3 separate regions of the Mus musculus genome follow, and regions 2 and 3 are each linked to region 1. The links are chromatin loops, found by intact Hi-C in ENCODE. Cell type or tissue: left cerebral cortex. All regions are shown on one strand.

What was found. A loop is a pair of places that touch in the nucleus more often than their neighbours do. Peaks named below come from ENCODE experiments on the same cell type or tissue, not always from the same donor. Only the 100,000 strongest peaks of a DNase experiment are listed, where the experiment ranks them.
Region 2: it touches region 1 in a loop (4-fold over the local background); 12 of 42 quality-filtered maps call a loop at or near these places.
Region 3: it touches region 1 in a loop (6-fold over the local background); 6 of 42 quality-filtered maps call a loop at or near these places.

The regions. Positions count from the first base shown.
Region 1 is chr5:125,527,300-125,535,299 of GRCm38, reverse strand. It overlaps Tmem132b (transmembrane protein 132B), which reads right to left and starts at 2,882. Exons shown (of 9, transcript NM_001190352.1): 1 at 2,610-2,882. The coding sequence starts at 2,670. In left cerebral cortex, CTCF peaks have their summits at 3,276 and 5,993 (motif pointing left); DNase peaks (open chromatin) are centred at 1,864, 2,931, 3,462, 5,997 and 3 more places; H3K4me3 peaks cover 3,682 bases; H3K27ac peaks cover 3,671 bases.
Region 2 is chr5:125,579,413-125,587,412 of GRCm38, reverse strand. All of the region lies in intron 1 of Tmem132b (transmembrane protein 132B), which reads right to left. Among named protein-coding and RNA genes, the nearest start is that of Tmem132b, 51 kb to the right of the region's middle. In left cerebral cortex, no CTCF peak of the experiment used is centred here; DNase peaks (open chromatin) are centred at 2,064, 3,417, 3,932 and 4,191; H3K27ac peaks cover 3,858 bases.
Region 3 is chr5:125,800,528-125,808,527 of GRCm38, reverse strand. No RefSeq gene overlaps it. Among named protein-coding and RNA genes, the nearest start is that of Gm51294, 23 kb to the right of the region's middle. In left cerebral cortex, no CTCF peak of the experiment used is centred here; DNase peaks (open chromatin) are centred at 2,969, 3,820, 7,147, 7,788 and 1 more place; H3K27ac peaks cover 1,596 bases.

The sequences.
Region 1 (8,000 bases):
GGCAACCGCCCCCGCTCTTTGTTGGCTCCAGTCACTAAAGCGGAGCTCCTGAGGAAACCCCCCACATCTCCCGGTTCTGGCCATTGGCTGTAGGAGGGGTGCCAGATGATTTACTCTGGGAAGGTCCCCAGTGCCATTAAATCACTGGAGGCTGCGACGGAATTTGCATTTTTTCCCCACACCATGGGGCCACCCCTTCCCAAGGCGTGGTGTAATGAGGAACAAATAGACTACTACACGGGGCCAAGCAGGACTAAGCCCTGTGACTTGCAAGGCAACAGCGCCGTCCCTACGATTTGCAAACTTGTCACTAGCAAGGCTGGGGGCGAGGGAGGGGCTCGGGTGGAGGAAGGTGGAGAACCCTATCTACCCCATTCCACAGACACCCTCTCCAAACAAAAGCATCAAGGGTCAACAAAGCAAGGCTTGTCAATTTCCCCCAGGGGACAGTGGTCTGTCTCTGCATCACTAACTTCCAAAGCCACAGCATGAACAAACACGGTTTGAATGATGGGGCCCCCTAGTCGCTAAGCCGGAGGATTGGTGCTGACTCCAACCAAGTGCAATTCCGTATGCTTCAGCCCTCACGAAGCTCCAAGAAGTCCGCCCACCGCTCTCCTTCCCGGGGTAGCTGCCCACGCAGGAAGAGGGCACAGGCAACAGAACGTGTGCTATAGGAGCGCCTCCGTACAGCTGAACTCTTCAAGCCCCACTTCCAGGGTCTCAGCCACTCAATCTAAGGTTGGTCCAGAAACGATCTAGAAAATGCAGCCAGTTCTAGATGAAGCTGGTTAACTCCCAACCAACCAACCAACCAAGTGTAGGCAGCTCTTTCAGAAACATCACCCTTGTTTTGGAGCTAAATATAGGCTTAGCAAACTGTGTTTCTCTTTATGTCCCTGGTGGGAACCGATGGAAGGCATGGGCAACCGAGGACCCAAAGTATGGCAAGCTATGCAGCCGAGAGCTGCACTGACACCTCCTAGGAGGGCCGGGAATGAGTTCCCAGGGGTGGCACATCCTCTCTTCTACCACAAGCCTCCCAGAGCCATCCACGCACAGGCTCTTCTGTAGCTGGGTGGGGCTGGACAGGGTGAGGGGACTCGTTCTGGCACAAGGCAAGAAACAGGCAGCTTCCTCCTTCAAGGTTGCCCAGGATGGCTTTTTGAACACAGCCAGGCGAACGCTGACCCCCGTGGAGAGAGAAAATAGCCACAACACTGTAATTTGCAAGTCCGAGGGACTGTGCACTTTGGCAACCGCGTCTCAGAGCTTCCGCTCTGAGGAAATGGCCTGGACCCCCGTCAGTGCCCCTCTCCAACCCACAGGGGAGTTCCAAGAGCAAGCAGCTCGAGGTTGCTCATTAACGGCGCCAAGGAAGAGCCCTCCACTTGAGGACCAGAGCCATCCTCCAGTGGTGCAAACAAAGCCCAAGGCTGGCCACCATCTCTCCAAGGGGAAAGTCTTAGTAAATATTTGGGGTCACTTGAGGTCATCTAGAAGGAAGGCAATATTTACTTTTGCCTATGCACAGTCATCCTTCCAAACAAGTTGGCATCCAGGTTTACTCCTAAGTGCGACCTCACCCAGGCAGTCGGAGCCGCAAAGTTGAGGGTGCATTTTTCCTTCCGCGTTCTGGGTATCTGTACGGTCGGTTTTTGTTTTAAGGAATGGGAAGCGAAGCTCTCAGTCTAAAGCTACCTGCTCCCAAAACGTGGGCTTTAAAGGTCTGGAGAACACAGCCCTCATACGCACATGAACAGGGCTCGTGACTGTCGCTTCTTCCCAGCCTTTGGGATTGTCTCTACTTGCCTGGGGTGGGGGAGGGGGGTACTGTCATTTTAGGATAAGCTTCCTCTACAACCAACACGTAGCAACACCGAGGTGGCTGAACCTAGCCAACTCCATCCCAGGCTGCAAACAGCATATAACTGGCTATTCTGACTTCCCCCATTCGCGGGGTTTAGGCGACAGCTGCGCAGGTGCCAGTCTGGAGCCAGACTCCCGGATCCCGGGGCGAGGGCTCTGAACACCTTCACGTTAGACATCACTAGGTGCCTGAGCGGACCACGCTCCCGGGTCCTGCTAGACCACGTATGGGTCAGGGTGCTGGGACGACCCGCGCTTCCAGAGGGTGAGCGGCAGGGTCACCTGGCTGCCTGCGGAAGCTACTTTGGGAGACAGCGGGAGCCACTTGGGGGAGCGGGTAGCTTTGGGAGGCTGGAAACAGAGGGGCAACCAGGCGCGGGAAGGACTGCAGCCAAGCCAGACATGGCCAGCCCAGACGACCTCCAGGCCCCGCAGGTGTCCAGACAACAGGACAGCAATCCACGGACGCTGGGCCACTACATCTCCAGCAGACCCCGGGGCCCGGGTGCCAGGCAGCGTAAGGAGGGGTATTTCAGGGAGCCCTGCCTGTGGCTCCCGGAGCCCCAAAAGGATCCAAAGGGCAGCTGGGACTGGAGAGGAGGCAAAGGGGACGCGCGCGGGGTTTGGGCCGCCCGGGGCTCCCCAGACCCGCCAAGAGCAGGAGGCGGCGGCCGCCCGGGACTTGGGACCCAGGCAGCAACTTTGCGCGCGGGGTCGGGGAGGGGACGCGGCCGCGTTACCTGCGCAGCGGAGCGCGCTCAGCGCCAGCAGCAGCCCGAGCGACGCGGCCGGGGCCCGCATGGTCCTCCCGGGAGCCGGCGCCGGGCTCCGCTCGCTCCTGCGCCGCCGCCTCCCGCACCTCTCAGCTCCGCGCTCGGCCGCCGGCTGCAGACGGCGCCCGGGCTCAGCGCGCGCCCGCCCTGCACTTGGCCGGAGTTGCGCGGCCCCCGCCGGCGCCGCGGCTCCTGCGCCCCAGCGCGCGTCCCATCCCGCCGCCGCCTCGGCCAGCGCCAGCTGCCGGCCGCCCCTCCAGCCAGCGCGAGAGTGAGCGAGCCGAGCAGGGAGGAGGGGAGGGAGGAGGGAGGAGGAGGGGAGCAGCCAGGAGGGAGGAGGAGGGAGGAGGACAGGAAAGGAGGAGGAGGAGGGAGAAGGGGAAGGGAGGAGGAAGGAGGAGGGAGAGGAGGAGGAGGAATGGGGCTAGAAGAAGAGGGAGGAGGATGGAGTTAGGGAAGGAAGGAGATGAAAGGAGGAAAGGAAGGGGAGAAGAAGAGGAATAGGGAAGAGAGGAAGAGAGAGGAGGAACATACCCAGAGATGTTAAAGAATAGAAAAAGAGGAGGCAGGGAGGTGTCCTCCCCCCCCCCCAGTCCCCTCCCCTCCTCCGGGCCAAGACACCAGGCGGCCACCCAGCGGTTAAGCGTCAGGATGTGTCACTCACTCCCAGGGGAGAGCACAGGGCCGCCAAGGCCTGTGGAGACCCGAATAGGTAGTCGGGCAGGGACAGAGAGAGCGTTTAGAGTGCGGAGCGGGTTCCCAGGGAGTGTTGGGAGGGAGCGCAACGCTGGGCGTCCCCGGGGTTGAGAAGGCAAGCAAGCTACCGGAGAGGCCCGCAGAGGAGGCATCTGTGAGGGATAGATTGCTGCGCGCAGACTAGGGCACGTGATAGATGTGGTGTGGCCTGAGAGCCCGCAAGAGTATCTACCAGCCTCAGGCAGATCAGAGCGCTCTTTCTGTGCTAAGGAGTGGGGAGAGGAGGCACGGCTCCGCCACCAAGGCAGGTCGTCCGATATGTCCACGAAGTGGGCCAGGCTTCAGCCCGGCGTGGGAAGAGAGTCCCAGCTTACAGGGACCAAGAAACTACAGTCCCTTTGAATGCACAGCCTAGTCCAGGCGACAGGTTGAAACAGGGAAGCTCCGAGGTGCTTCTCTGAGAGGCCCTGGAAGTTCCCTTCACCAGGCTGCAAAGCCAGACAGAGGCTGTGGTGTCTAAACACCTGAATTAGAGTCTGGGTTCTGCTCAACCTGCCACCAGTTTCTGGTGTCCTGGCTTGGCGTAGAAAAATGGGTCAGAAGCCGGGAGTGGTGGCGCACGCCTTTAATCCGAGCCCTCGGGAGGCAGAGGCAGGCGGATTTCTGAGTTCGTGGCCAGCCTGCTCTACAAAGTGAGTTCCAGGACAGCCAGGGCTATACAGAGAAACCTTGTCTCGAAAAACCAAAAAAAAAAAAAAAAAAAAAAAAAGAAAAAGAAAAAGAAAAAGAAAAAGAAAGAGAGAGAGAGAAAGAAAGAAAGAAAGAAAGAAAGAAAGAAAGAAAGAAAGAAAGAAAGAAAGAAAGAAAGAAAGAAAGAAAAAAAGAAAGATGGGTCAGACCTCAAATCAGTCAACAGGGATGATGCAGACTGTGGCCCAGCATCCTTAGTTGAGAACCCAGGGCAGGCAAAACTCATAATCCTCCAAAGAGCCTCAATTTCCCAACCTGAGACATAAAGTCAGGGCAGCCTCTAGCTGGTATTCCCAGGAATGCACACAGGAAACCCCTGACCCGATCCGCCAAGGGTAACACCCTCATGCTCGCTGCAGCCGTTATCACCGTGTCTGATTTGCCTCCATGGGCGAGTATCAGCACACTCCGGCCTTCCCAGCTGGTGAGGGGGCTGGTGGACCTACTTCATTAGTAGGGACTCATTAGTCCAGGCAGCTCCAGGCTCTTCCACAATTTTTTAAAAAAGAAGAAAAGAATAAGGAGCAGGAGCAGGTTAGTTACCAAGAACAAATTCTGCTCTGCCTGCAGCCCTCCTTCATAAGGAATCCTGTCTTTGCCATGCTCCTGGCAAAGGCATCAATAGGTGGACAGTGGGTTCTGGGTTTCTTTCTTTCTTTCTTTCTTTCTTTCTTTTTTTTTTTTTTTTTTTTTTTTTTTTTGGTTTTTCGAGACAGGGTTTCTCTGTATAGCTGCCTCTGCCTCCTGAGTGCTGGGATTAAAGGCGTGCGCCACCACCACCCCGCTTGGGTTCTGGGTTTCTTCTTGAGTTCAGAGGTTCTGTGTGTCCCCTCTCCCTGGTGACTATGGCTGTAGGGGATGCTACCCAACCTCAGGTACTTCTGGGTGCCACTCCAGTCACCTTTTCCACCTCTCCTTCATTTACTAGCGAATATCACTGAGCTGTGCACCTACTGTGCTCGAGGCCTGGGCTGGATGGTGAGGACTCAAGAAGTAAACACAGCAGGAACCGCCACTCTTGAGGAACTGGGATTGAACAGCAGCCCCGTGATGGAGATAGCGCAGGCTGCAGCCATAGCCAGAGGGAGGCCAGGGTGTATTGGACCAGGTCATCAAGAGCTAGGATCTGTGACCAGAGGGATTCTATGGCTTCCTTGGTAGGGGCATAGTACATGGAAGGCAGGCCACAAGCCAAGATCCATAAATCCCCGGGGGTGATGGAAGGCATCGGTTACCTTACCCCCACCTCACACACACTCCCGTTCAGTTCAGAGGTACCTCATCACATCTCAGAGAACCTCTAGAGCTGGGCCGGAGTGCGCTCCCCAGCTGACCCTTGCTGGTGATGATGTAATACCACAGAGGAAGGAGGGGTCTGTTTTGTGGAATGGCTGACAGGGAGAAGGCAGGTTAGTTGCTGTGCGACTTTGTAGAAACCCCTAACGCTTTCTGAGCGTCCCTGCTTTGGCCTGTACCTTCACTGGGCGAGGATTTCTGCGTGTTAACCAAGCCGGTGTTTCTGATAGTATTTATGGAAATTCTAAGCAGAGGGGTCTGGAGGGCCCAGAAGAGCTGAGGAGCTGAGGGTATAACCAGGAGACCCTGTAGCTCCCTCAGCAAGTGTATCTTCTCATCCCTGCTCAACTTCAAATCCCCATGTTTCACCTGGCCTGGGGAGTACCAAGCAGGACTCCCAAGGTTCTATACATACACAAAGAAGCTGAGGTTGGAAATGACTCTCGCCCTGGTTCTGTAGTGTGGTAAGGGAAATCTAACCTGACCTTGAGGTGTAGAGCTCTGACCACCCCGAAGTAGCAGGTGGCTGTTCCCTTGGGACCCTCCCAAGCCTGGCCTCTAAAACCCTGCCCAGGTGCCTCTGGGCTTTGGACAAAGAGCAACATTACCATCTTGTGGCCAAAGCGGGTAGTGCATCCCTAGGTGGTGCAGGTTCCTCGCCCGGGGAATCAGGAAAGCTTGGGGCTGAGGCTCTCCATCCCCAATAGCTGGGCTAGACCAGGCACCAGGCTTGACACAAGGAACCCCAAGTGCAAATCCTGGGAGAAAGGAAGGGAGAATGGAAGGAAGAAAGAAGAAAGAAGGAAATGAAACTCAGGGTTGAAGAGCAGGTTAACAAGATGCCAGAAGTCCCCCATAAGCCTGTGACTTGAGACCAGATGGGAGGAAAAGCAAGAGATCTCAGCAGGAAACGACACTCACCCCACACACCTGACTTCAGTCCCCGGAATCCACAACGGAAGGAGAGAGTTGACTGCCACACGTGTGCTGCGTTACATATAAAGCATCACCATTCCCACTTCATAGTCATGCACAACAATCGCTTTTTTTAAACCGAAATGGTCTCACTATGTAGTCCTTCTGGCCACTTGCTGACTGAGGGGGTGATGGGAGGGGCTCCCGTAACCACTTATGCCAGTGCCCACCAGCAGTTCTTTGCTTTTCTACCGGTGGAAGAAAGCAAAACGCTTTTCCAGAAAGTTTTAGCCACCGTGTCGTCGGGCTGATCCTGCACAGACCATTCTCTGAGAGGATACACTGTGGTGCTTAAACTCTGCTGCTCCTTCAGGCATTCTTGACTTGCAGCCAGAAACAGCCTGGATGATAGATGCCGGTTTTGGGAGAGCCCTGAATGGACAGTCAGTCAGTCGTGCATATTTAGCTCTCAACAGAACAACTTGAATAATGTATGTCAAAAAGTAGAAGAAAACACACACATACATACATACAAAATGTTTCTTCTCCTATGCTGGCTTTTTGAGGGGTAAGTAGTTCTCCAAATCCCGTGTTCCTGACACAGACTCAAGACATAGGTACTGAGAAAACAAAACCTAGATGACACTTGGAGTGTCTTTGGGTGCATTCCATACCCCTCTCCCCACACTCTCTCCCCACCCCTGTGATGGTTTGTATATGCTCAGGCCAGGGAGTGGCATCATTAGGAGGTGTGGCCTTGTTGGAGTAGGTGTGTCACTGTGGGTATGGGCTTTAAGACCCTCATCCTAGCAGCCTGGAAGTCAGTATTCTGTTTGCAGCCTTCAGATGAAGATGTAGAACTCTCAGCACCGCCTGCACCATGCCTGCCTGGATGCTGCCATGCTCCTGCCTTGGTGATAATGGACTGAACCTCTGAACCTGTAAGCCAGCCCCAATTAAATGTTGTCCTTATAAGAGTTGCCTTTGTCATGGTGTCTGTTCACAGCAGTAAAACCCTAATAACTCAGTGAGAGTGTCATGTGACAGCATTGTCACGAGACTGCATTGCTTCAAGCATTCTATATTGAAAGCATCTCTCATGCTGCCTAACAATGTTTCTCTGTGTGACAGTTTGAAAGATGCACTTGGCCCTGCCCTTAGGATAGTCCTTGTTTAGTTCCATCAGTTTCCCTGAGGAAAAACCAAAGGGCCCCCTGTGTTTCACTGGGGGGGGACGACAAAGGTTTGAGGCTGGAGTGTGGCTCAGAAGTGGAACAAGTTCCATCCTCAGCGTTGCAGAGGGAGGAAGGGGAAAGAAGGAAAGAAAGGAGCTGGAGAGATGGCTCAGTTGGTAAGAGCATTTGTTGTGCAACCCTGAAGCATTAGAGTTTGAACCCCGGCACTTGTGTGAAAAGCCAGGTGTGGCCATGAGCACCCAGAACCCTTGAAATGTGGGGCCGAGACAGCTGGATACATGGCCCAAAACAAGGAGTGTAAGAGACCCTGTCTTGAGGATTTAAGGTGGAAAGGGAGAGAGAGCACTTGATGTTCTACTTCAGCCTCTACACTTGCAAAAAATGGGGGGCACAGCGGGGGGGGGGAGACCAGGCCGGGGGGGCGGGGGGGAGATGGAGGCAAAAAAGAGAAAAAAAGAGAAAGAGGGCAAAGGAAAGTCTGTCTAAGCTGCTTTTCTTATACATG
Region 2 (8,000 bases), 52 kb before region 1:
CCTCAGGGAAATTCAAGACAGCCTGGGACACCTGCAGTGTGACCCACGCTCCAGGCCTTTCCCAAGGAGTCTCTTCCTCATAACCTACCTCACCAAGCTGGTTGCAGAAGCAAACCTTAATAGAATGGAAACAGCAGCACCCCTGCCTGACTCCACCACCCCACCCCTCCACCACCCTCTCCAAGATAGAAGCCTCGGGCACATCTGTGGAAGGCCAATGGCCTCTCAGCTCTGAAACCACCCCCTATTGTGCCAGCTGTCAGTATAGATACCAGGGCCTCTGCCTATTTAACAAACAGTGGCACCAACAAGAGTGGGGGCAAAGCCAAAGGCTTGCTTCATTGACAGAACTTGAGGACACAACTCACCACACCCAGTCAAATGCGTCTCACTTCCACCCCCAGAGAAGCAGCATCCTTCCCAGAATCCTCAGTGCCCACCACTCACCATCCATGATGATGGAACAGCTCAGCCCTGGGTCATTGCCACATCCTTGGGCCATTAGGATGGAGTCAGATCAACAGCTCTTCACCTGAGCTTAGCTTGAATCAGTCAGTGCTCACAGCCATCAGAACTGAGCTCTGAAGAGAAGCTTAGAGAGTGGCCCTAGGTGACAGCTGTCCTCACCGGCTGGAACCCCTTGGAGGTCAGAGAAGAAGCCAGAGCAGCTGAGGTTGGAAGGGTAAGGCCTGTGTTGCCTTTCTTTTTTTTTTTTTTAATTTTATTCAAACATCTAGGCAACATAGACTACATGCTCAAAGCAAAGAACAAATGCCTAATGGTCCCCGCCGCCGGCAGCTGGTTCTCATTTGTCAATTTCATTGACATTTTCCTTGAAATAAAAAAAAAATTTTTTTTTTTAATCCAAAGGTTTCAAAATAACAGGCAATCCCTGAAGCTAGGAAGCTGGGGTTAACATCTGCTCGACTCCCACTCGTTCCTCCAATTCAGAGTTAACCTCATCTAGGAAACCTTCCACACCCTCCACAGGCAAAGAGCATCCCCTTGGTAACCTGGGGAGTCTACCCCACCACGGCCTCTTTGTCACTCAGATCTGCTCTGCTCCTTTCTCTTCAACAGCATACTCCAGGGGTGGCACCGCAGGGAATGTGTCAAAGGGGGATCTGTAAGCAGAGTTCAGGTTAAGCCAGACACTAAAAGAAGATAAAATAAAAAGGCTAGAACTGGGAAGATGGCCCAGGCTGTACAACCATGAGGACCTGTGTTTGAGCCCCTGGACACAGATGGGAAAGGTGGCACCCATCAGTAACCCCAGCAGGGGGAGGGAGAGTGGGAGGATCCCTTGGGCTCAGTGGCCAGCCAGTCAGTCAGCCAGCCAAGCCAAAACCGTGAGCTCAAGGACCAAAGAGAGAGAGAGAGACCCTGCCTGGAAGAACATAGCTGAGGACAATTAAGGAGACCACTTGACAATGACCTCTAGAAGTGACACACACACATGTGCACACAGGTGCATGCACATCTGTGCACATACAAAAGGCACACAAACACACACACATGCACACAGATGCATGCATACCTGTGCATATACAAACAGGCAGAGAAACACACACTCACACACATAGATGCATGCACACCTGTGCACATACAAACAGGCACACAGAAACACACACAAGTGCACACAGATGCATGCCACCTGAGCATATACAAACAGGCTCACAAACACACACACACAAATAAATATAAGCAAAAAAAAAAATAGACTCACAAATGAATCTTATAAGTCAGCTGCTGTCTGGGGAGGACACAATGCCAACTTAAGCCCCAAGCTGGTGGGCGTGGCATGTGGAAATGCACACGGCACTGTGTCCTCCAGGTACCATAAAGGGGTTTCCTTCTTTCCACCAGGACCTCGGCCAATTCCCACAAAGACAGTCAGGGGTAAGCAAAAATGTCAGCTGGCACCAGCTGTATACCTGTAATGTGAACTCCCGAGGTTGGCACCAACTGTATAGCCACAGAGTGAATCCTGGAGGCGGGCACCAGCTGTATGCCCACATCCTGCCACCGTATGAAGAACCACAGAAAGTATACTGAGATCACAACCCACATATGCACAAAGAGATGAGAACAACTCAGGGACAAAAATCTAGAACAACAAAAGAATGAGACTCAGAGAGTGTGGTGGTTTGTATATGCTTGGCCCAGGGAATGGCACTATTAGGAGGTGTGGCCTTGTTGGAGTAGTGTGGCCTCATTGGAGGAAGTGTGTCACTTTGGGTGTAGGCTTTGAGACCCTCCTCCTAGCTGCCTGGGACTCAGCCTTCTGTTTGCCTTTGGAACAGAGGGTGGAAGTCTCAGCTCCTCCAGCACCACGCCTGCCTGCACAGTGCCATGCTTCTGGCCATGATGATAATGGACTGAACCTCAGAACCAGTAAGTCAGCCCCAATTAAATGTCCTTTATAAGAGTTGCCTTGATCATGGTGTCTCTTTACAGCAATGAAAACCCTAACTAAGACAGAGAAACTCTTTAAGAGAAAGAATGAGGTTGGAGAAGGACACAGAGAAGGCTTAAACGAGAAGATACACAGCAATCATCCAAATGGAAGCCATCTTTGCAGAATGGGACATTATTAAAGTTTACGCTAAAGGAAAGAAGACATACAGTGTGTCACCATATACATGTCACCCTCTTATCATCAAATTCCAGAGTCGGGAAGCCATCTTTGCAGAATGGGACATTATTAAAGTTTACGCTAAAGGAAAGAGAACATACAGTGTGTCACCATATACATGTCACCCTCTTATCATCAAATACCAGAGTCGCACTTACAGGGTGACTATAGGATCAGGCTGGCCTGGAACTTACTATATAGTTCAGGTTGGCCTTGAACACACAGAGGGCCACCTGCCTATAACTCCTGTGTTCTGAGAGTAAAGGTGTATGCCACTACAGCTGGCTTCTCTTTTTCTTTACTAGGGAGAGGCAGCACTTGGCCCTCCTAATACAGTTGCATTCCTGATATAAAGATTGTTTTGTATCTATTTAAGCAAGTAAAATAAACTATGCATTTATATGGGCATCCATGCTCAAATCAGCATCACGAAGAGCAGTCTGGAACATTCTACAGTGACAAGCATCTCCCAGCTGTCCAGACGGCCCTCCCTGACCCTCTGCATCTGGCTGTATTTGAGATAAGAAGGACATTCAAATTCAAACAGAGGAGCCAAGGTCTGTTTAGAACATTCTAGAAACAGAAGCTCCCTCAGCAGTGGCAGGGAGGTTGATGACTGGTCCGGCAGGGCTGTGGTGCTCAATTAATCCTTAATGTGTTTGAGGGCTTTCTCCTGTCGCTGGGTCATTTACTAATGCAGGGACTCACTCCCTCCCTCTGCCTTCAGCGCACCCATCACCATGGAGACGGGAGTGACTCAGAGATCATAAATAAAAATAATCTGACTGCACACGCCACCACATGCCACCTGGATGTGGTGCCAACCCAATTTTTTTTTCATTCTGATAGCTCATGGGAGCTTGAATGGCCGACACCTCCCAAGAAACAGAAGCCACTGGGCAACCACTGATAGCCAGGGTGACACGCCAGGGACACGCCAGGGACTCTGACCAACTACGGGGGAAACATGGCAACCTGTTCATGAGTGTGTACATGTAGGTGTATGTTTATGTGTATGCATGATGCTGGGTTGAACCCAGGGACTCCTGCATGCTAGGCAAGTACTCTACCATTGAGCCACATTCTCCTCCACCCTGTCTTTATTCCTTATTTCCAGAAGGATCTCCCTAAGTTCCCTGGACTGGCCTCGAACTTTCTCTAAAACCCAGATGAGCCTTAAATTTGTGTTCCCCTGACACACACCTCTGCCTCTCATTTAGCTAGGATGACAAACCTGTGACTGCAGGCTCAGTTTGTCAATGTGCTCTGCTCCAGGAACGGAGGAGGGCTTCTACACAACCCATCTGTGTCTATCTGAGTGGGTCCCTCACCAACACTGGAGCCCCTTGACTTGGCACTGAAGGCCTTCCCAGATCTGTCCCTGTCACATGAATCCAGGTCCCAATCAATGTGGATGCAGAATATGCAAGAACATAGGGAGTCCCACCATCAGAAAGTCCCTCTCTTCTTCACCCTCCCCCATCCTGGACCTACAAAGCAGTGGCTGAATGTTGCAAACAAGGGAGCCAGAGCTGAGCTGGGGCTGAGGGAGGTAGGCTTGCTGCAATCGGCTTTATCTTGAAAGTTTCTGGCTATGTTAGAGCACTGGTTGCTATTTGTGGTATTAGTCTGCTTTTAAAAGAAAAAATGTATTTAAGTAAAAGCAGGTGGGGGATGCTGGAGGTGGAACCAGATCTTTGCACAGGCCAGACAAGCACTCTGATACTCATCCACACCCCAGCCCACTTTTCATTCTTATTGTGAGGTCCAGTCTCCCTAAGTTGCCCGTGCTGATCTTGAATTGATGATCCCCCTGCCTTGGCCTCCTGAGTAGTTGTGATGATGCCATGGCTCCATTTTTAAACACATTTTTTTAACTTAAGATTTTTTTTTCCTATTTATTTATGAGTGCACAGGAGAAGAGGGTGTTGGATCTATAATGGGTTATAGATGGTTGTGAGCCACCATGTGGTTTCTGGGAATTGAACTCAGAACCTTTGGAAGAGCAGTCTCTTAACCACTGAGCCATCTCTCCAGTCCCACCCCTCTTTTTTATACATATGAGTGCTTTGCCTGCGTGTATGTCTGTGTACCACATGAATGCCTGGAGCAAGCAGACACCAGAAAAGGGCCTCAGATCCCCTAGAGCTGGAATCACAGATGGTTGTGGGTTACCTAACAAAGAAAAGAAGAGAAAATCAAGTCCTCTGCAAAAGCAGCAAGCACTCGTAACCATCTGAGCCATCTCTCCAGCCCCCTAAGCAGAAAATGTTAATAACAGAGGAATGCTTCAAATGAGGCAAAATAGATAATAATAGTTATAATAATAATAATAGTAATAATAATAATAATAAATCATAAAGTCAACCCAGGGAAAGCCAAAGGTAGAAAAATGCAGCTGACGGCTTATTGCTCCTGAAGGCTGATGGATGACCTCAGGCATCTCTCTACCCCAGATGGGCTACCAGCAACTGCCACCTGTTGAATCTAAAGTCTCAGTCCTGTAACTATAAAGGCTCAAGCCCTCCATAAATCCCTGTCTCCATCCCTTCATTGATGTAACTAATTAGTGCTCAAGAAAGCTTGTTCATAATTTGAGGGGATACAGTCCATCCGTGGTAGGAAAGGCGTGGTAGCAGGAACTGAGATAGGTCATTGTGGGCTAAAAAATGGGGTCACGCGTCCGCTCAGGGATTGGGCCGCTGGGCAAGGCAGGATGCAGAGAGTCTGACTGCACAGCAACCCCACGGAACCATCCAGCAGGCAGTCATTAGACTGTGGGAAGCCAAGGTATCCCGCTCTGGGAGTGGGAAAAAGAGCAGTCTCTGGGGTCCCCAAGGAACTGCCGGAGTCGGGCTCCAACACCCAGGCATCACAGACCGCTGGGCACAGCAGAAGAGCCAGTTCTGGGGTCCCTGGGCCGCACAGAGGCCAGGAACAACAGCTTCTCACTCTGGAACATCCTAGATGCCTCTATATGTCACAGAAGAGCTGAGAACAAAGTAGGGACCCTCGGGCAGACTCTGACCCAGGGACCCAAGGAAAGGGGGCAGGGAGGAGAACTCTGGCAGGTTGGGGTGGGGGTAGTCTGGCTAGCTCGGTGGGCTGCTTGGTTTGGCTGGCAGTCATCACCCATCAGGTCTCCGGGGTTCCAAGTCTGTGCTCGACTGGAGACCAGGCTGTCTGTGCACAGTTCACCGCCCCACAGGAGGAGACACTGGGCCTGCAACCAGCAGCACACACCCAATGACTCACTTCCTCCAGCAAGGATCCACTTCTAACGGTCCCATAGCCTTCTAAAACAGTGCCACTTGCTGGAACCATTTGTTCAAGCACCCAAGCCAGTGGGAGCCACTTCCTATCCAAACACAATAGATCACTAAAGGATCTAGGGCTGGAGTTTAAAGTTACCCCAGACTCAGTTATTGGGTGTTCAGTCTGTGATAGTTATCTCTGACTGTCAATTTAACACAACTAGAGTCACCTGGAAAGGGAGTTGCCAGCAGGGTTGTCTAGATAAGGGTAGTGTCTGGAGATGACTGTGGGGGACTGTAGGAAGTTGGGGTTTGGGTTCCCAGCTGTATAAAAGGGCAGAAAATGAGCTGAAGGTAAACATACAAGCATGCATTCATTCTCTCTCAGCCCTTGACTGGATGTGATATGGCCAGCCACTTCAAGTCCTGCCTTGACATCCCCATAATGATGGATTGTACCTGGGAAATGTGAGCTAAAATAAAACATGTGTCCCTCTTGTTGGGATGTCTTGTCACAGCAACAGGAAGGGAACTAAGACACTGTGTTCGTTTCACTCTGTAGCTATAATAAAAACACTCTGACCAAAGGCCACTTAAGAGGGTGATAGGTTTAGCAGGTTTATTTCAATTCACAATCCTAAGTCAGAAGGAAGCCAAGGTGAGATCTCAAGCAAAACCAAAACCATGGAGAACACTGCTTGCTGGCTGATTCATAGGCTCATGCTCAGCTAGCCTCCTTATACAGCCCAAGGCCAACTGCCTAGGGATGGTGCCACCCACAGTGGGCAAGGCTCTCCTGCATCCACTAATAATAAAGACAATCCCCTACAGACTTGCCCACAAGCCATTCCTCTCTTTCCAGGTGACTGTAGGCTGTGTCCAGTTGCTAGTCAGAGCTCCTAGGATAGCCATTACTCTAGGATGACAAAATATAGAGGAGGATGGAGTTTTATGGGAATCTCTCAGCAGAGACACATGACAGTGAATATCTATAAAAAAGAGTTCAGGAACTTGGTGGTGGCATTGAGTGTGCAGGGGGGTGTCTTACTGATGTGTGGAGAGGCTCAGATGAAATGTCAAGTGCAAACAGGTGTGGTAACCATGGTACCCAAGTCTTTCTCTTCACTGGGCTGTAATGTACCCTTTCTACAAGTGAGTGGCAGTAAGCACTTTGGTGAGGAGGAGTGTGCTGCCTTCCTCACCAGCCAGCCACAGCTCCATTAACAGCCACAGAAGTCAAGGATAATTGGGAACTATCAACTTGACTTTTTGAAATTATAATAATTACTACTACTGAAGGTGCAAAGAAAAATCACTTGCATATTGTTGGAGGGGATGTCAACAGATAATCTTTCTGAAAGTTAATTTGGCAACAGGGATCAAAACATTGAAAAGTATTCATATCCTTAGCCCAAGAATTAGACTCCTAACCTCAGAATTTGTAAGAAATAATAAGAAATTTCACCGCAACACACCTAAGGCACTGAAACCCAGAAATGACCTAGATGTTCAAAAATAGAGGACCAAAGTGTGCCCTTGAGATGAATCTCTACACAGCCTTCCAAAACCACACCTAAAGAACATTTAAAAACAGAAACATGGTCAAAGTATGTAGAATAAGAAAAAAGATATACGAAACTTCAGAATTAAAAAAAAAAAAAACATTGCAGGAGTGTGTGTCTGTGTGTGTGTCTGTATGTCTGTCTATCTGTCTATCTGCCTCTCTCTCCCTCTGTGCGTACTTATGAACAGGGCTGCAAATGCCTACAGAGACCAAGAGGGTGTCAGATCCCCTGGAGCTGGCGTTACAGATGTTAGTGAGCGGCCATGTGCCTGGGTGCTGGGAACCAAACTTTCATCCTCTGCAAGAGCAGCCAGTGCTCTTTCCCACTGAGCTGCCTCCCCAGTCTCTATTTTCAGTCTTTGTATGCTTCTATATTCTCCGAATTTTCAACAGTTCTCTTAGCAAGGGTGTCCTAAGTGTGAAGCTTATGAAAGGCCAGTAATTTGGCTTTTAACACTCTCTGGGTTTGTTTTGCACACCAGGAAATAGACTTGGCTTATGATTCCTTTGAAGTAGTCATCAGAGAAGATCTGAACCAGAGACAGAG
Region 3 (8,000 bases), 270 kb before region 1:
AAGGAAGGAAAGGAAGGAAGGAAGGAAGGAAAGAGAGAGAGAGAGAGAGAGAAAGAAAGAAAGAAAGAAAGAAAGAAAGAAAGAAAGAAAGAAAGAAAGAAAGAAAGAAAGAAAGAAAGAGAAAAGGAAAAAGGAAAAAATATGAATTTGTTGTTGTTTTTTTGTTTGGGGGGGGATGGAGTCTGATTGGCTGGCAAACCCTGAGCCCACATCAGCTAAAGCGATTAAAGCATTAGAAATTTGTGTACACAAAACATAAAGTTATTCCTGTCAAATTCAGATGAGAGATAACATCGGCCATGTGGGCAAGCCTGGAGCCTCAGGCATTTAACACAGACAAATCAGGACACACTGTCAGCAGCCTGTCCGGCCAACAGAGACAAGGCCCTATGTGTTGTGTTGTTATTTTCCTTTATGAATTTTGTAGTCACACTGCTCATTAATCGTGTTTATAATGTTAACTTTGGCACGTTTTCTTGGCTCATCAAGTATTTCCTTAATGAACTGTCAGTTCACCCCCATCTCAATTGCAATGACTTTCAAATTAAGTTCAATCTGGACTACTGGGGTTTTCAAAAATCTACACTGGCAGGAAACACAGAAAAAAAATCTCTTTCATTATATTTGAAGAGAGACAGTCATTCTGTGGCCGTCCCCCAGTGCTGACTGTGCCCAAGCTCAGTGCTGAGACCTCTGCCCATGTTTACCTGGGCACCATCAGATGCATGAGGTGACAAAACCGTGCACTGCTCCCTCACCTGCAGCCACCCTGTCCCAAATACCTGGTGTCTTTCCTCCCCTTAAAGAGAGCTGTTGGGGTCCACACTCAGCATCACCCGTGCCCATGATCCAAAGCCCACACCTTTTTAAAATCAGATTTATTCATATTATTTAATGTGTGAATGTCTTGGCTACATGTAACTATGTGCACCATGTGCATGCCTCGTGTCTGAAGAGGCCAAAAGAGGGCATGTGATCTCCTGAAACTGGTTAACAGTTGAACGTGAGCCATTATGTGGATGCTGGGAATAGAACCCCGTTCCTCTACAAGAGTAACAAGTGTTTTTAGTGGCTGAATCATCTCTCTAAGACCCAGAATCTATGCTCTGACCCTGGAGATGCTTCTACAAAGCCTATGGGAGATTTGATGGCGATCCTTAAGAATAGACTTCACCCTATCAATGAAGAGGATGCCATAGCTGGTGATGCTATAGAAACTAGGAGACTCTAAAAGAAAGTGCCTTAGTACAGGAGGGTCCTATGAGGACCAAGACTGGAGGAGCACCCTGAACTGGATAGAGGATGGGTTGGGCCATTGCAGCAGATAGAGGCATGATGGTACTGAGGACATTTGAGTAATCCCGTGAACTATCCAGTTTGGGGTCTTATCCAGTTAGGTTTCCATTGCTGTGAACAGACACCATGACCAAGGCAACTCATATAGGACAACATTTAATTGGGGCTGACTTACAGGTTCAAAGGTTCAGACCATCATCGTCAAGGTAGGAACATGGCAGCATGCAGGCATATATGGTGCTAGAGAAGGAGCAGAGAGTTCGCTATCTTCATCTAAAGGAAGACAGGAGCAGTCTTTCTCCCATGTGGCTAGAATGAGGGTTTCAAAAACTCACCCCACAGTGACACATTTCCTCCAACAAGGCCATACCACTTCCTAATAGTGCCACTTCCTGGGCCAAGCGTATTCGAACCACCACAGGGTCTCTTCACATATATGATAATTACAACATTGTTTTAAAGTCTTGCTTAAAGACCCGTGATGTTTGTGTGAAGAACATTAGTTAGTAATAGGTGGCTCCAAAACCCCAAGAACATGAAGGCCTGAATGCTGAAGTATCTCCCTGAAGTGCGAAACTGACATGTCTGCACAGCCCTCCATGTTCTCTGCAACATCATGATGCTAAGTGTGTGCAGCTCCAGTGCCCGGCTTCATGAGTGCTGACATGTGTGGGCTCTCTTGAGCTGCACACTCATAGAGTCAGGCCTGAGCCTTCTGTACTTTTGCTTATGACTCAGAACTCTGGCCTCGATTGATGGGCAAGTGGGCAAGTGGTTTCATGAAGAAAGATTACTGGGTGCAGCCAAAGGCATGGAGGTCTGTGATTTAATTACAGAGTTGAGGGAATCTGGCTGGTTTCTTCCCATACTATGTGAGAGACGCAGTCACTCTGCACAAGCCACTTGCACAGGGAAAAGGCACAAGGGACACTTGTTTTCTCTAGACTGGATCAGATGAGCCCTGATCAGATTTAAATACCCATATTACTGGGGAATAACTGCTTTTCAGTTCAGAGATGCACATGCTGCTGCTGCTGCTGCTGCTGCTGCTGCTGCTGCTGCTGCTGCTGCTGCTGCTGCTGCTGCTGCTGCTGCTCCTCCTCCTCCTCCTCCTCCTTCTTCTTTTGGTTTTGTCGAGACCTGGTTTCTCTGTGTAGCCCTGGCTGTCCTGATTCACTCTGTAGACCAGGCTGGCCTCGAACTCAGAAATCTGCCTGCCTCTGCCTCCCAAGTACTGGGACTAAAGGCATGTGCCACCACTGCCCAGCCGATGTGCATGCTTCTTAAGCACCCAGAAGGATATCAGGCAGATCTAGATGTTTGGTATCAGAATACCTCTCTTCCTGTGGAGTCCTCTCGTGACCACTATAGTGACCTCATGATCACAAGTTCACCATTCTGCTTGGCCCCATAACAGACCAAGAAGAACACATGATTTGGGAAGATGAGATGGGCAGATTTTAGACCATCTCATATGCACAGCAAAGAGCAGCATTGAGAGGACTAGAGAAGATGTTGGCTGACCCCAGGCCTTTTCTCACAGAAACAGCTGACAACCGCCCCACAATGTTCCAGTTATGGGTGTTCCCTGCAATAACAGAGAGTTTAAAATAGCACCCTTGCCTCCCCCTTCCTCCCCCAAGTGATGGGCGGCAGGCCCACGGGCCACCAGGCTTCCTGTAGGAGAAGCCTCTCTGCTTCCCTCAGAGCAGCTCTCCAAGAAAATAAATAGCATGTGCTCATTATTCAAATGAGGCTTAATTAATGCAGAACTCGCCCCCAAACTTTCCAAGACACCCATGGTAATGAGCTCCCAGCTCTCCTCCCCTCCAGCTTGTGATGTCAAGCTGAAGAGCTGCATGTGACAATAGTGCTGAGATGCTAAGAACCGGACTGCAATTTGACCCTGGGGTTTCTCAGCTTGCTGAAGTATCTCAGCCTCAAGCCTGTGTGTCAGTCCTCCTTTCTGGAGTAAAGGTGATGGAGTTGGTGATGGAGAGGACCCAGAGAGCCTCTAGGGTTATAAAAGAGACTCAGTCAACACAAAGGACTTTGAGGCTGTCTCTAACTTACATACCTGAACCAGCCCCAGCCCTTATTTTCAGCCAAAATATTTCATAAATGGTACAGCAAGAGATACTGAGTCACCCTGACCTTTATTCATGGGCTCACATCCTTGTTCAACTGAGAAGACACCTCCAGAGTCCTGGAGGGAGCAACGTTATGCCTGGGGTTCGAGCAAGACAGGATACAGGGACTAGAAAGTTAAAGCTGACAGTGAAATGGAGAAGCCTGTCCTCTAGGATCTAGCCCATGTCTCCTGATGACTGGGCATCAGAAACATCAATGCAACTGACCCAGCCAACGCTGCCTGCAGAGATAGTGCATGTTTTCCTAACGATATCTCAGTCGAGGCTGAGAAAAGAAACACATGGGCCTGAAGAGATAGCCCATCAGTTAAGAGCATGTTCTAAACTCGCAGGGAACCCAAGTTCTGTTCTTAAGATCCACTTAAGCAGCTCACAGCTGCCTGTAAATCCAGCTCCAGGGAATCTGACGCCCTCTTCTGGACTCCAACAGCATCTGCAAGCAACACACACACACACACACACACACATACACAGTTGAAACTGTCCTTACTAAGGGTTAGGAAGTACATGGCCTTGGGGTTCACACAGTTACTAGTCCACTCTCATCCCTAAACCCAAACAATGTAAGTTGTAATATCATCTTAGAACTTTACTTATAAAAAGAAAATCCCTTTAGAGAAACAAGTGAAGAGCTTGAGAGATGGGTCAGTCCTAAAAAGCAACAGCTGCTCTTGCAGAGAACCCGAGTTCCGTTCCCAGCACCCACATGGCAGCTCACAGACAACTGTAACTCTAGCTCCAACGGATCAGACACCCTCCTCTGATCTCTATGAGTACTGTATGCATATAGCACACATACATATATGCAGGCAAAACACTCAGACACATAAAATAATAAAATAAATCTAAAAAAAATTTTTTAAAAAAACAAGGAAATTCAATCACTATATTTTTACCTAATTTTTAAGTTTCACTTCATCCTTTAAACCTTGCTGTAAATTATACCTTCTGAACAATGGTGCCTGAAAAGCCACAGAATTGTGTATAAAATTCTCTCTAAATGCCCATGTTCAAATCAGAAACATTGACAGTTATTCTCTGTGTAATAAACTCACTGATTTCCCCCCGCCCCGTGGTGTAGTTAGGGGTCTAGCTTTACCTGAGTCAAGGTCTCTGAGTGGGACGGGAACTTCTCAGTCTCTGACTGCAGCGTCCAGTCTCCCCACCACGGTTGACAAAGGACAGAGTCCTCTGCAGGAGTCCCACAGACGCCAGATGCTGGTGCAATAATACAGCCTCTTGCTTTCCCCACCTGTGAGGTAAAGGTCTCCATTCACCTGTGATTCACCAAAGCAGGCTGGCCACCAGGAACAGTGGAGAACGTCCTACAGAAAAAGACAGCCTCTCTGGCCCTCTCCAAGGTCCTGAGAACATCCCTGGACTCCAGTCCACAGAGATGTGGGTAACCTGCCATTGTCAAAAGCCTCCCTGGGAACAGAGAAGGTAGACAGAGGAGGCAAACACTTTCCTTTTCTCCTGGATCCCATTCCTCCTGGTTCCCATTCCTTACATATTAAACACGCCACTTGCAGATTCATTGAACGAAACACCAGGGGCTGGGAGATAGCCTGTCACATTAGCGATTCAACGATCAGAATTCAAATCCCCAGCACTGGGGCACTCTGCCTGGAGCCTCAGTCCTTCCACCGTGGGCTCTGTCAACAGGAAGGCTTCCAGCCTTCCCTGCACAGGGCAATAATGCAGCCTTGCCCCCTTTCAGGCTTACGTTCACTTATTAATCAATAACCATGGGGCTCAGTGCAGAGGCCACCGGCTTGAAGAAGAGCATGAGAACACAGGGTGTTTGCGGATTCAGCCTGATCGCATGATGCTTCCGTGATGTCAGAGTCATGGCCTCCAGGACTACACCTGGATCCACTCTCTCTGATTTAACACCTTAATTGAAGAGGACATAACAGGAAGGTACTGGAGAAAGTCAGAGTACTGCCAATTCCCCAGTAGAGAAGTAGTTCCCTCCCCCCCTCTCAGGCACAAACCCTTTTCACTCCTCCATCCACTTAAGCCTGTGATTCATGAATGAAATTAATAGGAACCAACCAGGCGTGGTCATGCCTGTGGTGCTACGTCCAGCAACAGATGTCTCCTACAGCGATTGTATTAGAGTAACCGTAGCCCGAAAACGCAGCCTGCTCATCAGTGCCTGATCACCTTAACTAACAAGGCTGGTGGTGACACTGGAAAAGGTAGCTGGAACCGGGGCTGTGCCTAAGCTGCCCCTGCCAGCTTCAACATACCTCAAAGTCAGTCACTTATCTGTTTCCTCCATGGGGAAACTGAGGAATGTCTCTAGTTTCGGGCGTGGATCTCAACTCTGGTATTTATGCCTCTGTTAGTGAGTGTCTGAGGTGACCCAGGGGCCCTGGAGAATCTGGCTTGGGACGGGAGAGATGCTTTTCATCCTAAATCACCATGGTTACCCCAAGTTTTGACAGCTTAATATGGTCTGCCTGTTTGTGTGATCCTGTCCTGGCCAGTCTGCTGGTCAACAGAGGAGCAGCACCTCTTCCTCTGCATTCAGCAAGGTCCACTCTCACCTGCCCTCCTCCCCTGGCCTCCTCCCACTTTGTGTGAACACAATGAAGCCTTAAAGAATTTTAGGTCCCCCAAATGAGGAAAACCATGGGGTATTTATCCATTTTGCTTGGATGGGCTCTCCTACTCTAAGCCCTTCACAGCTTAAAAGACCAGATATCAAACGAACCCACACAGCCCTATCTGTATCCAGAGGCCCAAGAAAATACTCAAATTTCAGAGAATCCTGGAAATTCAGCTAACTCCACCCTCCTTCTTGCTGTTACCCAACGCATGAACACACACACACACACACACACACACACACACACACACACACACACACACTGCCTGGCCCTCTCTTCTCCTAGACTTGTAGGTAACAACTTCTGCTTTCCACCTTCCCAGGAATCCCTGTGCCATGTTCTGTCTCACCATTGAAATGACCCTTGAGCCTTAGAAAACATGATCTACCAGAGCTCTGGCTCTAGGCATGGGGTGCACACAGTGGCCAGCCTCACTTTGCCTACCTGCTTTGGTCCTAGGTTACATTCCTAGTTTCCTTGTACAGAGTCAGACAGTCTGGTGTTTATTCCTGGCCTAGCAACCCATACCCACAACTTCATCTCTGAAATTTGCTTTCCTTTCCTCCAAGGAAAGGAGTTATTGGTATTTGGAAGGCTGAGGCAGGGGCGGGGGTGGGGGGAATCACTGCAAGTTTGAGGTCAGCCTAGGCTATATAGTGAGACACTGTCTCAAAAGGGGGAGTGGAGGAAGAAAGAAAAGGGAAAAGAGCAGAAGGGAGGCAGAGAGGGAAGAAAGGATGGAGGGAAGGAGAGATGATGGGAGGAAGTTGCCAGCCTTTTCTCTTTCAGTGGGTGCTGTAAACATCTGTCTCTAATACTCACCAACACAGCTATAGTCTTCATAAACCCCATGAAGATTCCCAATGTGAGGGCACACAGCCATTCACTGTACACACACACACACACACACACACACACACACACACACACACACAATCTCATCTCATGCAAAGCCCCCTCAGAAGAGACAGCACACAGCCCAGGCTCAGAGCCACATGGTGGATGGCAGTCAGCATGAGCATTTGGACACTGTGTCCATAGAGACTCAGAGGCAACACATCAGAGGACACCTGCACACCACGCTTACTGCAGCACCATTCTCAGCAGCCAAGATGTGGAATCACCCTGAGCATCCATCGATAGACCATCGAATAAGTAAGACCTGGCACACATACACAGTGGAATTTTATTCGGCCATAGAAAGGATGGAATTATGTCATTTGTATGAAAACGGATACAACTGGAGACCACTGCATTAAGCAAAATCAGCCAGACATGGAGAAGAAAATACTGTATTTTAGACTCATTTGTGGGCCCTATACTTCTTTACAGAATTTTCATGGATTCTTAACAGATCCAAAAATAAATAAATAACTACATCCATGTGCCATGAAGGCAGACAAAGACCTGGAGAAGGAAGGAGACGAAGCAGGGGAAGCACATGGGATGTTTAAAGGAAGTTGTCCTTATGCAACCCAGCTCTGTGGATGTGTAGACACACTGATGAGGCTCAGGACCACTGCCTTCATCCCAAACTGCACCAAGACCCATGTTCCCCAGGCCTGGGGTAGCTAAGGCCTTTGCAATTTAAATTCCTTTGCAATTTAAAAACATTTGCTCAGTTAAATATGAGCGTGTGACATACACTACAGAAGCCAAGGAGATGGCTCGACAGTTAAAGCACTTTCCATGGAAGCACAAAGACCAAGGTACAACCCTGCCCCCAGAAACCCACATAAATGAAGGGAGGGGGTAAAAGGAGGGGGTGTGGAGGCTGCCTATAATTAAAGCCTGGGAAGGCAGAGTTAGGGAATCCAGAGAGCAAAGTGGCAAGCAGAACGCGTTATATCGATGAGCTCTGGGTTTGACTGAAAGACCTTGCTGCAAAGAATCTGATGGGAAAGCAATGAAAATCCATGACATCATGTCACACATA